3 separate regions of the Homo sapiens genome follow, and all the other regions are linked to region 2. Evidence: chromatin loops called from intact Hi-C (ENCODE). Cell type or tissue: B cell. All regions are shown on one strand.

Region 1 (4,000 bases), 71 kb after region 2:
GCAAAAAGGATTTTGCAGATGTGATTGATGTTCAAACTTTGAGACAAGGAGATTGTCCCAGATTATTTGGGTGGGCCCAGTCTAATCACATTAGTCCTTAAATGGAGAGAATATTTCCTGGCTAAGTTATAGTGCAATGTGAAAATGAAGGAAGATGGCTGGCTTTGAAGCCAGAGGAAGGGGCCACAGCAAAAATGCAGGCAGCCTCTAGAAGCTGTAAAAGGCAAGGGAATATGGCCAGGTACAGCAGCTCATGCCTGTAATCCCAGGGTTGGAGGCCCTGGATTGGAGTTCAAAATCAGCTTAGGCAAAATGGTGAGACCCCTGTCTCTACAAAAGCATTAAAGAATAGCTAGGTGTGGTGGCATGTGCCTGTAGTCCCATCTACTTGGGGGATTGAGACGAGAGGATTGCTTGAGACCAGGAGTTCCAGGCTGCAGTGAACTGTGATCACACCACTGAACTCCAGCCCTGTCCCTAAAAACGACATAAAAAGCAAAAAGAATTTGAGCCAAAATGTCATTTGCTGATTGAATTATGTGGCTTTCTTCTATGCCATTCTGCACTCTTAGTAGTATCTAGAAGAGAATTGGTGTTTCTCTCAGCAAGTCAATGAATCTAAGCAAATTCTTTTTCTTGATTCTTCTTTCCAGTCTCTGGGCTACTAATTCATCTTTGCTCTGTATCTGTATCTAGCGCAGTGTGTCTGCTTCTCAATAGAACCCACATTATGAATGACAGTGGAAAATTTCTCAGTCTATGTGAATGTCCTGTAGTCCTCCATTAACAGTGAGTTTGAGAAGCAAAAGATGAAAACTGAAAAACATAAGCAGATCCTATGACACCTATGTGGTATTTGCTAATTATAAAAAGCCCTTTGGTTCTATGTAGTTATAAGAAAAGACATATTCCATTCTATTATGACCAGCTTGAGGTTAAAATGCAAGTTAAATTAGTATCCAATTTATTTCAAAAGGCTGTAGCTAAATTTCATACCCACGCACCATCTACCACTCTTATCATTTCACTGTCTCTCTATTGTTCTATTTACAGAACAAAAACAAAGAAGGTGATTTGTAAATATTGACTAAACAAAGGACATTTTAGAAAGGATTCCAAGAACTCTCTGTACTTTCATTACCCTTACACTGAAGTTATCTTCTAAAGAAGCAAATAATGTAGCTGAAAACATTCCCTCAGCATATATGCCTTGAGAGATTAGATTGCTATAAGTTGAAATTCAAGACAGAAAATGCAGTGAAGTAGTGGAAGGCAGAAAAGGATTAGATGACTGAAATTATTGTTAAAATAGTACTGAACATCTTGTTTTGCACAAATATTTATGGAATAAAATATCTTCTTTTCCATTATAGGTATCCCTGAAAATTATATATGAAGGCTGAATAAATGCTTTGAGGTAAAGGATTAACAGAGACATAAATATCAAATAGTTTTTCTTCTCTAAGAAAAAAGATTGCTAAATACCAGGATGGAATACTTAAGGAAATTATGAACTACCTCTTTACTTAAGTGTTCTTTTAAAACAAGATATATTCTTTAATCATCAGTGATTATTAAAGTGAGGCCAATTCTGAATTTTGGAGAATGGCCTGGTTGAGTCCTCAAGATTTTATTTCTGTCTCATTATTCCATGATCACTTGTGGGGTACTGCAATTGGATAAGGAGCTATCCTGACCTTGAGAATTAAGAAGGTTGTCTTCTTCATGTGTAAAGGTGTCTTCCTATCAGCATAAGCCTTTAAAAAGAGCAACATTTTTTTTTTAAAGTCAACTAGTTTATTAAAAAAAAAAAGTCTGGTCCCAATAATTCATTACATAAAACCTGTCATCTAAACTTTTCTGATGTTAGCTGCTCACTTTTTCCAATTTATGGTACCAACACACGAAACATGATGCCAGGCAAGAGATTTGCCATGGTTTTCAGGTGAGAGTGGAGGTTACAGTAGTGGCGATGATGATCTTCTCTTGGTTTTGCCAACCTTTATAAACTCTGTGGCAAAAGTTTAGACTTAAGATTGACCTGAGGACTCTTTAACCCCTGATCCATTTGTAATTTAACATTTTACGGCTGGAGCAAAGAGAAAGCAACATAGAAGTAAACATCTGGATTAGTCCAAAACCTTCTTTATTCTCAGATAACTCTGAATGAATTGATTTACCTTGAATAAATGCCTGTTGTCATTATGTATTTTAACTTGAAAATAATTATTTATTATACATTTTTAAATCAAACTACATATCTTCTTTCCTATACAAGGTTGAGGTTTGGGGTCTTCGCTTTCTTTCTATCTATAATTAGCTTTAATAAATATAAGAAAAATGTATTCTATTTCTGGGCACTTGAATGGCAGCAACTTCCTCTTTTAAAACAAAAGAGTTGATTTCTTTTCAAAACACTTCATGGTGCCAGTTCCACTGCATTCCCATTGTGCTGACTTTTTGCTCCTAGGGTTGATGAGCCAATCAATGATGCAGCTATGCAGATTAGGCTGACTAACATGTTCTACTACTGCTCTCTTCTCACCTGTTAAGTAGGACGACCTTGGGGTATAAATGTCCTGTTTTGGCTTCCGTGTTTACATTCTTCTTTCTTCTGCTAGCCACATCCTGATTATTCTTTGGATAGTCACCCTTGTCCTAAATGGTGTTGTTCACATAGAGCAAATTTCACTTTCTAGTGTCAGTAAGGGCCTATTTTTCAGGTGGGGGCATTGTGTGTTGTCCATCTTCCTGGTTGTAGTGATTATTCTAGCAATGGTTATGTGATCCAAGATATCCAGTATGTCTGCTCTAAGCTACTTGGTGCTATAATTGGGATAAGAGACAACCTTCTTGCTGGTTGCTAAGCCAGCAGGCCATAAGCCTAAAACCTGTGAGAACAATCTTACTACCACAAAGATGGTACTGCTTTAAAATAAAGCCCCACGTCTATCAGAGCTGAGGATGAAGGCAATTCTTAATGAAACTATCACAGAACATGGATCCAGACATTCATTTTCCCTGGACTTCTGAGTTACGTGAACCAAAAGTTGTCTTATTTCCTATGTCTCTTGCAGTAGCATTTCTCTCACTTGCAACTGAGTGAAGTCTTATTTGATGATTACAAGGGTAATGAATCACAGAGGCATTTTAGGTATATCACAAAGATCCCAAGGCAGACCAGGAATCAAACAATTTCCTTGTTTATTTCAGGAAATAGGCTGGGCACGGTGGCTCATACCTGTAATCCCAGTATTTTGGGAGGCCAAGGGTGGGGGAGTGTATCACCTGAGGTCAGGAGTTCAAGACCATCCTGACCAATATGATGAAACCCCATCTCTACTAAAATTACCAAAAAAAAAAAAAAAAAATCAGCTGGGCATGATGGCCTGTGCCTACAGTCCCAGCTACTCGGGAGACTGAGACAGGAAAATTGCTTGAACCCAGGAGGTGGAGGTTGCAGTGAGCCAAGATCATGCCACTGCACTCCAGCCTGGGTGACAGAGTGAGATCCCGTCTCAAAAAAAAAAAAACAAATTTTTTTCAGGAAATAAACTCTGGTATAGCGTCAAGAATGTTATACTACTCTTGTACCCACAGTAGACATTGCTAATCAGTTGAGCTCTGCTCTGAGTCCTGCATGGAGCCTCATCATCATGATTCAAGAAGTTGGAACAGCATATAAAATGATGCCATCGTGGTTCTAGTGTCTTCCCGGTCAGAAAGAAAGAGGCACAACTTAGGCAACGGTCGCCTATACCACCAAGGTGCCACTTGTTTGCACCAAGTGGTCAACACAGTCTGATGTCACGGACTGTGGAAGATCCTAAAGTCTTCTCCTCCCAGATCTCCCTCTGCTTCTTCTGTGCTCTCTGACTTTTGAAATTTTAAATTCGGGCTTACATTCATTGTCTTTACATCTCAATGGCTGTTTATAATACATGCATAGAGTTTTTTGTTTCTTTGGCAGGAAACATGAGAAGCCGTGGCTTCCTTTGGG
Region 2 (4,000 bases):
TACTTACATGAGTGGTCAAATTCATAGAGATGAAAAGTAGAATGGTGGTTACCAGGTGCTGGAAGGAGTGAGGAATGGGGAGAATTGTTTAATGGGTACACAGTTTCAATTTGGAAAGACGAAAACATTCTGGAGATGGATGGTGGTAATGGTTACACAAACAATGTGAATGTATGTAATATTGCTGAACTGTACACTCTTGAAAATGATTAACATAGATTTTTATGTATAATTTACCACAATTGAAAATAAAACTTCAAGTTTGATTTTTACATGTCACTTTTACTATAAGAGAACAGAAAACTATTTTAGGTGAGTTAGAGTCTGATGGTGTGGACCACACGATTTTGCTTATCCCAGGCAAGTTTTAAAATAATGCTTGGTAATGGGGGTGGTTTAAATAAGACATACAAATGAATGGCACCACTGTCACCTTAATTCCTTCCAGGTCAAAGAGGACAATAGAAGAATAAATCAGGAAAGAAAATGGCCACTACTATCTAATGGGATGGTATATGTATTAGTCTGTTTTACGCTGCTGATAAAGACATACCTGAGACTGGGCAATTTACAAAAGAAGGAGGCTTTTTGCACTTACAGTTCCATGTGGCTGGGAAGGTCTCACAATCATGGTGGAAAGTGAAAGGCACGTTTCACATGGTGGCAGCAAGAGACAGAATGAGAGCCAAGTGAAACGGGTTTCTCTTTATCAAACCATCAGATCTCGTGAGACTTATTTACTACCACAAGAATAGTATGGGGGAACCGACCCCATGATTCAATTATCTCCCACAGGGTCCCTCCCACAATATGTGGGAATTATGGGAGTACAATTCAAGATGAGATTTGGGTGGGGACACAGAGCCAAACCATATCAGTATACTGTGAGACCAAGGGTTTATACTTGAAGCCCCTGGGTTGTATTTACTGTGCATTGCAGTCTTCAGCTCCTGCTGCATCTTAGTTGAGGCTACTCATGCAAAATGATTTTTGGTAAAATGATTTTTGGTAAATGACTCTGATCAAAATTAGATGCTATGTGAATTAAAAGCAATATTTTAAAGAACAGAGGACTTCAAAACTGTAATGTGATATACATCTTTTGACATTTAGGATACCAGGCCAGAGGTAGCATGGGTTATTAGTAGAAGAAAGCTATGATTACCATAGATACTATTTGGCAATAAGAAATAGCAATAAAGATGGTTTAAGTCTTTCTTCCCTAGGGCTCACGTATGTAATAATTTCTTTTCACAATATACCAAGAAAGTAGGAATGAGTATGATTATCTCCACTTTATAGTAGGTGAAACTGAGGAAGCAAGAAATAATTTGGGCGTGAGGCAGTGACTCATGGACAGGGTTGGAAGTTAAGAACAGGCTTCTGGAGTCCTGGTCCCAGGGCTTTCTGGCTATAAATAGCTTGCCTTCTGTTCTGTTGATCCTGTTCAACAAAGCTGTACCCCCAAATCTCAAAAAACAGTCACAGTGGGCTCCTCTCATGAGCTTTCTGAGCAGAGAAGCCATACAAGGAGATTGGAACTTTCAAGTCCTTCCAGAGGTGAGTGAACAGGTGGATGAGGGTCATGTAACTTCAGTGTCAGTTGAGGAACCTCAATTTTCTTGACTGTCACATGATAGTGTTTCTAACTTTATTTGAGCAAGAAAAAAAATAGAACCTCAGTGAGCTCCACTTTCTTGGCTTGGAAGCCACAAACCCCATTAAGTACCCTCCAGAATAAGTGGCTCTTCTGTGTTCGGGAAGAGACCACCCCGTGACCAAGAGAAGGGGTTTCACAACATGCAGATGGAGGTTTCAGAAGTCCTCAGCTGGAGCAACTAAATATGACTGAGACAACACAGTCCCACAGACAAAGGTCAGACCTATTTTAATCTCTGAGTGAGGTTATTACTCTGGGACAAGGCCCTTTTTGTCTGATTTCTTGCTATTTTCAGTGATTCACAAGCTTAAATCTCTTTCATCTGGGAGTGCAGAGCCACATCTCCTCTTTCAGACTTGTCTGTGAGTTAATACAGTTCTGATCTTCCATCTTCTTGGAGTATCTTCTTACAGCCATAGAATTCCCCATGCTGTGAGCCTAGAGGAGTCCCTGGGGAAGCAGAGTCAGGACAGGCTTGCAATGCAAACCCCTGGGGAAGATTTGGAGGATTAGCAGGAAGTGGGGTGACTGCTTGCTTGGATGGTCCCACAGCGGCTTTGAACCAATAACGCAGCAGGTTATGGGGGCTGACCTCTTGAAGAAATGAGCAGAGCTCTGGAAGCCTTCCACATCTCAGTCATATGTATGCTTTCCCTGTACTGTCTGCTGAAGTATACATATGTCAGTGTTTTGGTCAGAGTCATTTTATTAATAGTATTCAATGAAGTTAGGATCAAAAAGGCTCCCATAGTTTCTTGATGGTACAGGCCTCATGTTCAATTACTACTAATTACTGGTCCACTTGGAATACTAGGAACTTGGATTGCCCTTATATTTTTGTGTTATTTCTCCATAGTGAATGCTGCATTACGGAGGCCTGCTTGCCCAGTTTTTACATATCCTATGGTTTGTGAGTTTCCTACTTATCACCTTTTTCTTTTTCTTTCTTTTTTTTTTTTTTAGATGGAGTCTCGCTTTATCTCCCAGGTTGGAGTGCAGTTACCCGATCTCGGCTCACTGCAAGCTCCGCCTCCCAGGTTCTTGCCATTCTCCTGCCTCAGACTCCCGAGTAGCTCGGACTACAGGCTCCTGCCACCACGCCTGGCTAATTTTTTTGTATTTTTAGTAGAGATGGGGTTTCACTGTGTTAGCCAGGATGGTCTCAATCTCCTGACCTCATGATCCGCCCGCCTTGGCCTGCCAAAGTGCTGGGATTACAGGCATGAGCCACTGTGCCCGGACTCTTTTTTTATTAATATATAATATTTGTACATATTTGTGGGGTACATGTAATATTTTGTTACATGTATAGAATGTGAAATAATCAAGTCAGGGTATTTGGGGTATCCATCACCTCGAGGACTCATCATTTCTATGTCTTGGGAACATTTCAAGTCCTCTTTTCTCGCTATTTTGAAATGTACAATACACTGTTGTTAACTGTAGTCACTCTACTCTGCTATTGAACATTACGACTTAATCGTTCTTCCTAACCATATGTTTGTAACCCATTACACAACATTTCTTCATCCCTCTCCCCAACCCACACACCCTTCCCAGCCTCTGGTATCTATTATTCTACCCTCCACCTCCATGATAATCAACTTTCTTAGCTCCCACATATGAGTGAGAACATGAAATACTTGTCTTTCTGTGCCTGGCTTATTTCACTTAATATAATTACCTCTAATTCTACCCATGTTGCTGCAAATGACATAATTTCATTATTTTTTATGGCTCAATTGTATCACATTGTATATATATGGCACATTTTCTTTATCTGTTGGTCCACAGGTTGATTTCATATCTTTGTTATTGTGAGTAGGGCTGCAGTAAACGTGAGCATATCCTTTTGATATACTGATATATATCCTTTTGATATACTGATTTCTTTTCCTTTGGATAAATACCCAGTAGTGGGATTGCTGTATTATATGATAGTTCTATTTTCGGTTTTCTGAGAAATCTCTGTGCTGTTTTCCATAGTGGTTGTGCTAATTTACATTTCCACCAACACTGTATGAGTTCCCTTTTCTTTGCACCCTCACTAGCATCTGTTATTTATTGTCCTTTTAATAAAAGCCATTCTAAGTAGGGTAAGATGATACCTCATTATGATTTTGATTTGCGTTTCGCTGATGTTCAGTGATGCTGAGAAGTTTTTCCTTTCTTTTCTTTTCTTTTTTTTTGAGATGGAGTTTCGCTCTTGTTGCCCAGGCTGGAGTGCAATGGCACCATCTGGGTTCACCAAAACCTCCCCCTCCTGGGTTCAAGCGATTCTTCTGCCTCAGCCTCCCAAGTAGCTGGGATTACAGGCATGTGCCATCACACCTGGCTAAT
Region 3 (4,000 bases), 450 kb after region 2:
GATAATAATCATATAAATACATAAATTATTTAAATGTAAATCAATTTTTCTAAATTGTTCTAGCATATTTGAAGAGTTATCTATTTTTAATAAGTTCAAACATTCCTCTTTGGTCTTATGATATTATTAATCTAAGAAAAATGTTCTTTATTGGAAGTAAAACCTAAATTTCAGCCAGGGCTCTGAGTAATCATAAAATATAAATGGATGAATGCTATCTCATGGAAATTTTGCCTAACTAGATAGACTCATTCTTACCCTAAAATGTAAAATATATATATTTCAGGCATTTAAAATATAACATATGCTTTCAGTATTAATTGGTGATTAATTATGTTGAATATTTTAAGTTTTTTATTTTTTTCAGTTTTTTCTGAGCAAGACAGAATAGCAGAGCTTAATGATATGCATCTTGATATTCTGTGCTCAGAGAAAAAATGAGTCAATCCAGTAATTCATTTGTCATATTGATACATTAGAAGTCAGTTATACTTAAACACACACACAGACACACACACACATACAGCTCTTAGTGACATCAGGTTAAAAGCAAAAATGATCAAGCTATGCTCATTCATGGAAAAGAGATAACTCAATCACTGCAAAAATGACACTTTCTGATTTTGAAAAGTTCGCAGGTGGGTTGTCTCTGCTTCTTCCCTGAGAGAGTTCCCAGTGCGAGTGATGCACATTGCTGGTGCTACAGGTGCCAGTAGAAGGATCTCCAGGGCAGTAGAATCCCATGGCAACACGGCAGATAAAAATGACTCAGCCCTCTGCTGCCAAAGGTCTTTGCCAGTGTGTGAAGAGCAAGGATCTCAGTTGTAATTCAGTCCTTGGTATTAATAGAGGGGAATTGTGTTGTTCATCAGTAAATGCTGTTCATTCATCCTGCATATTCATTGGTCCGTATTCTTTTTCCCTATTTAACCAACCATTGCCATCCTTTACTATCCATCCCACAGTGAGTCTGAAAATCTGTGGTGTAAGAACTAGTCATTGCAATTAGATTATTGCTATGATCACATAATATGGCATGTCATACTTCAGAAAGAAGTGATAGAGTTACATAAAAAGTTCTTAATTTCTCAGATTTTGGCGGAACAACTTTCTGATTTAAACATCGAACATACCCATTAACTCATATATGGGTGCAGCACACCAACATGGCACATGTATACATATGTAACAAACCTGCAGGTTGTGCACATGTACCCTAAAACTTAAAGTATAATAAATAAATAAATAAATAAATAAACATCAAACATAAAATATAGATATTATCTTTTGAAAACAATAGGAAATGTATTTTTCTACCTTGTAATGCATTTCACATTGGTGATAATATTTGACTCTATGTAAAATGCCAGTGTTTCAGCTTGGATTACTTTGGTTCAAATCTTGGACTTTATTTATAAAACAGCATATGTTAATAGTACTCCCTTTGTCGCTATTGCTCCTTTTGATGCCCTTGTCATCAATTGGCATGACCAATGCTACCTTTAAGTGACAAAATTGAACCAAATGCTCAGTACCTTACCATTCTGTAATTCAGATCAATATGATGACACTATTTTTGATAGTAGCTCTAAACATATTTTGTAACAGAAACCCGATTTGAGATAATAAAACAAATGTAACAAAACTACTATCTAGTATTTTCTTTCACCATTTTGTCCTGAATTTTGAACATGAAATGATAACCAAAATTAAACTTCGTGAGTCAATTTGGCTAAAGTTTAGAGCAAAGTTTCAGGGTTTCCTATTATTTTTTTCATGAGAAAGTGACATATTTTCCACACCACTCTCATATCAATATCTTAGCAAAGGAGGTAAAATTTAGTGTTGCCCTTCACAGAGTCAAGTTCGACAAGGGAGTATATGAATGGAAATGGAAGAGACTCATATAGAGAAGTTGAAACATATTTTTGCCAAATAATATCCCTGACAACTGGGCTTTTAAGCTGTAAGATTTTTCACTGCCTCCTTTGGGATCCTCCATAACCAATATATGACTTGGCCATGTGAGTATTCCAGGCCTGAGGATCGACCCCAAAATATTTACCTTGCAGTTGATCACTCAAAACAGCTATGTTGAAGAATCACTACTTAACCTTACTTAAACAGTGAATCATTTCGGATTCTCGTCATGCAGTTAAGTCAGGTGAAATTAGAACAATAGCTCTGTTCACACTTGGGGTGCCTATTATTTCTTGCACTGCCCTCTGCTGGCAGGCTTCGTTCACCCAGTCTCACAGGTATGGCTGGTTGCTCCTTTGTCAAGGTCAGTTGAGCCAGCCTCTACTCAAAGCTGTTAAAAAGTCTCCTCTGAATTAGTGTCCTCATTCAATAGCTCATTCTCTTGAGTAGTGGTTCTCAAAGTGTGGTCCCCAGATTAGCAGCATCAGCACCACCTGCAACTTGTTAGAAATGCACATTTTGGGGCCCACCACAGACCCTCTGCATCATGAATTTTGGAGGTGAGGAGCAGGAATCTCAATCTTGTTGTAATAAGCCCTTCACATGGTTCTGATGCCCACTAACTTTATAGAACTGTTGTTGTCTTGTGGCCAGTGGTTAGAATTCTTCAGAAACATCCCTACCTCTAACAGTGATTTGCTAGAGCCTGACTTCCTTCTCTGTAGGCACAGCTTCTACAAACACCAGGATCATTGTATTTTCTTCAAAAGTGACACCGCAGTTGATCTTTTATTTGCAGTTAGTCCCTTATCACTCAAATTAACTTATATATTCTTCTGTTATTAGGATATAAAACAGAAAATAATCCTTATCAAAAGTATGAAAAGTAGAATAGGCTCTTTATGAAAACTGAAACAATACAGTAGTGTATGAAGCAGAAAGTATTTTCATCTTTCTCAGCCTTTCTCATGTAAATATAACTGTACATACAGCCTACCATGTCAATGCACATAGTCATCTCTCCTCTTGTTAAGATTTGCACAACCCATTCTGTTTATAGCAAAATCAATCCCACTACCTGCTCTTGATAAATATATATATTGTTTCCAAGTTTTAGCAGTCGCAAGCAGTGTTGCATTGAGCATTTGTGTTACACATCTCTGCTTACGCATGGATTTCTATAGTATAAAACCCTAGATAGTAAATTAGTGAGTCAAATAAAATACATACATGCATTAGCATATTTTCTTATTTTCTCTATTCTTGATGCTCTGGCATCTGGAGTGTTTCTGTCCCTGGACAGATTGCCCCTTCCAAGGTTAGATTATTCCTAGACATAGCAAAAAAGCAACCATTGGTTGGTTTGTATAGCAAAAGCACACTTTTATTTTTTTGGCCTAAAAGTGTGCTTTTGATATACGAATCAACCAATCCCAAGTCCATACTCTCAACCACCTATTCTGTCTGGTTCTTATACTCCAGGAGGCAATATTCATCTGTCCAAATTATCCCAGGGCTGGGTATCAGGCAACTAGAGATAACCCCTGTATCTCAGAGCCCACTGAAATTATTCAAACTACCCAGTCCTAAGACTGCACAGCTTGCTTCCCTTGCCTTGTCCATTCCTTCCTGTGAAGACTATAACAAAGGCTGTGTCCCGTGCTTTCCTCTTGCTTCTTCTCCCACCTGCCTGACCTGGGTGCTGCCCAGGTGGCCCTGTGTGGTTTAGCATGTCCCTTCTCTTGGGAACTGTGAGCAACAAACTGTCTTTTTGATAACCCTGTTTCTTGATCTGTTAGCCTCACCATCCTCGAATAAAAATAAAATCTTGGGCACATTTAAAAACAATATATGAAACACTATAGGGTTGTATTACAGAAAAGTTAAGGCCACAAACTTTGGTGCCAGAGTATATGGGTTCAAATTCCACTGTCTCTGCTTCCTAGTTGTATAATTTTTTTCTTTTTTAACTAGGTAAGCTATTGGACCTCTCCATGACTCAGTTTTCTCCTCTGCAAAGTAGGGAAGAATAATAACAATATCTACCTCACAGAGTCCTTGTAAAAACCAAATGTTAATA

What was found. A loop is a pair of places that touch in the nucleus more often than their neighbours do. Peaks named below come from ENCODE experiments on the same cell type or tissue, not always from the same donor. Only the 100,000 strongest peaks of a DNase experiment are listed, where the experiment ranks them.
Region 1: it touches region 2 in a loop (1.8-fold over the local background); 4 of 110 quality-filtered maps call a loop at or near these places.
Region 3: it touches region 2 in a loop (4-fold over the local background); 2 of 110 quality-filtered maps call a loop at or near these places.

What each region holds. Positions count from the first base shown.
Region 1 is chr6:113,683,314-113,687,313 of GRCh38, reverse strand. No RefSeq gene overlaps it. Among named protein-coding and RNA genes, the nearest start is that of LINC02541, 35 kb to the right of the region's middle. In B cell, no CTCF peak of the experiment used is centred here; no DNase peak of the experiment used is centred here.
Region 2 is chr6:113,753,851-113,757,850 of GRCh38, reverse strand. No RefSeq gene overlaps it. Among named protein-coding and RNA genes, the nearest start is that of MARCKS, 100 kb to the left of the region's middle. RefSeq lists an enhancer at 1,840-2,119. In B cell, no CTCF peak of the experiment used is centred here; a DNase peak (open chromatin) is centred at 2,110.
Region 3 is chr6:113,304,967-113,308,966 of GRCh38, reverse strand. No RefSeq gene overlaps it. Among named protein-coding and RNA genes, the nearest start is that of LINC02518, 130 kb to the left of the region's middle. In B cell, CTCF peaks have their summits at 2,046 and 2,249 (motif pointing left); a DNase peak (open chromatin) is centred at 2,226.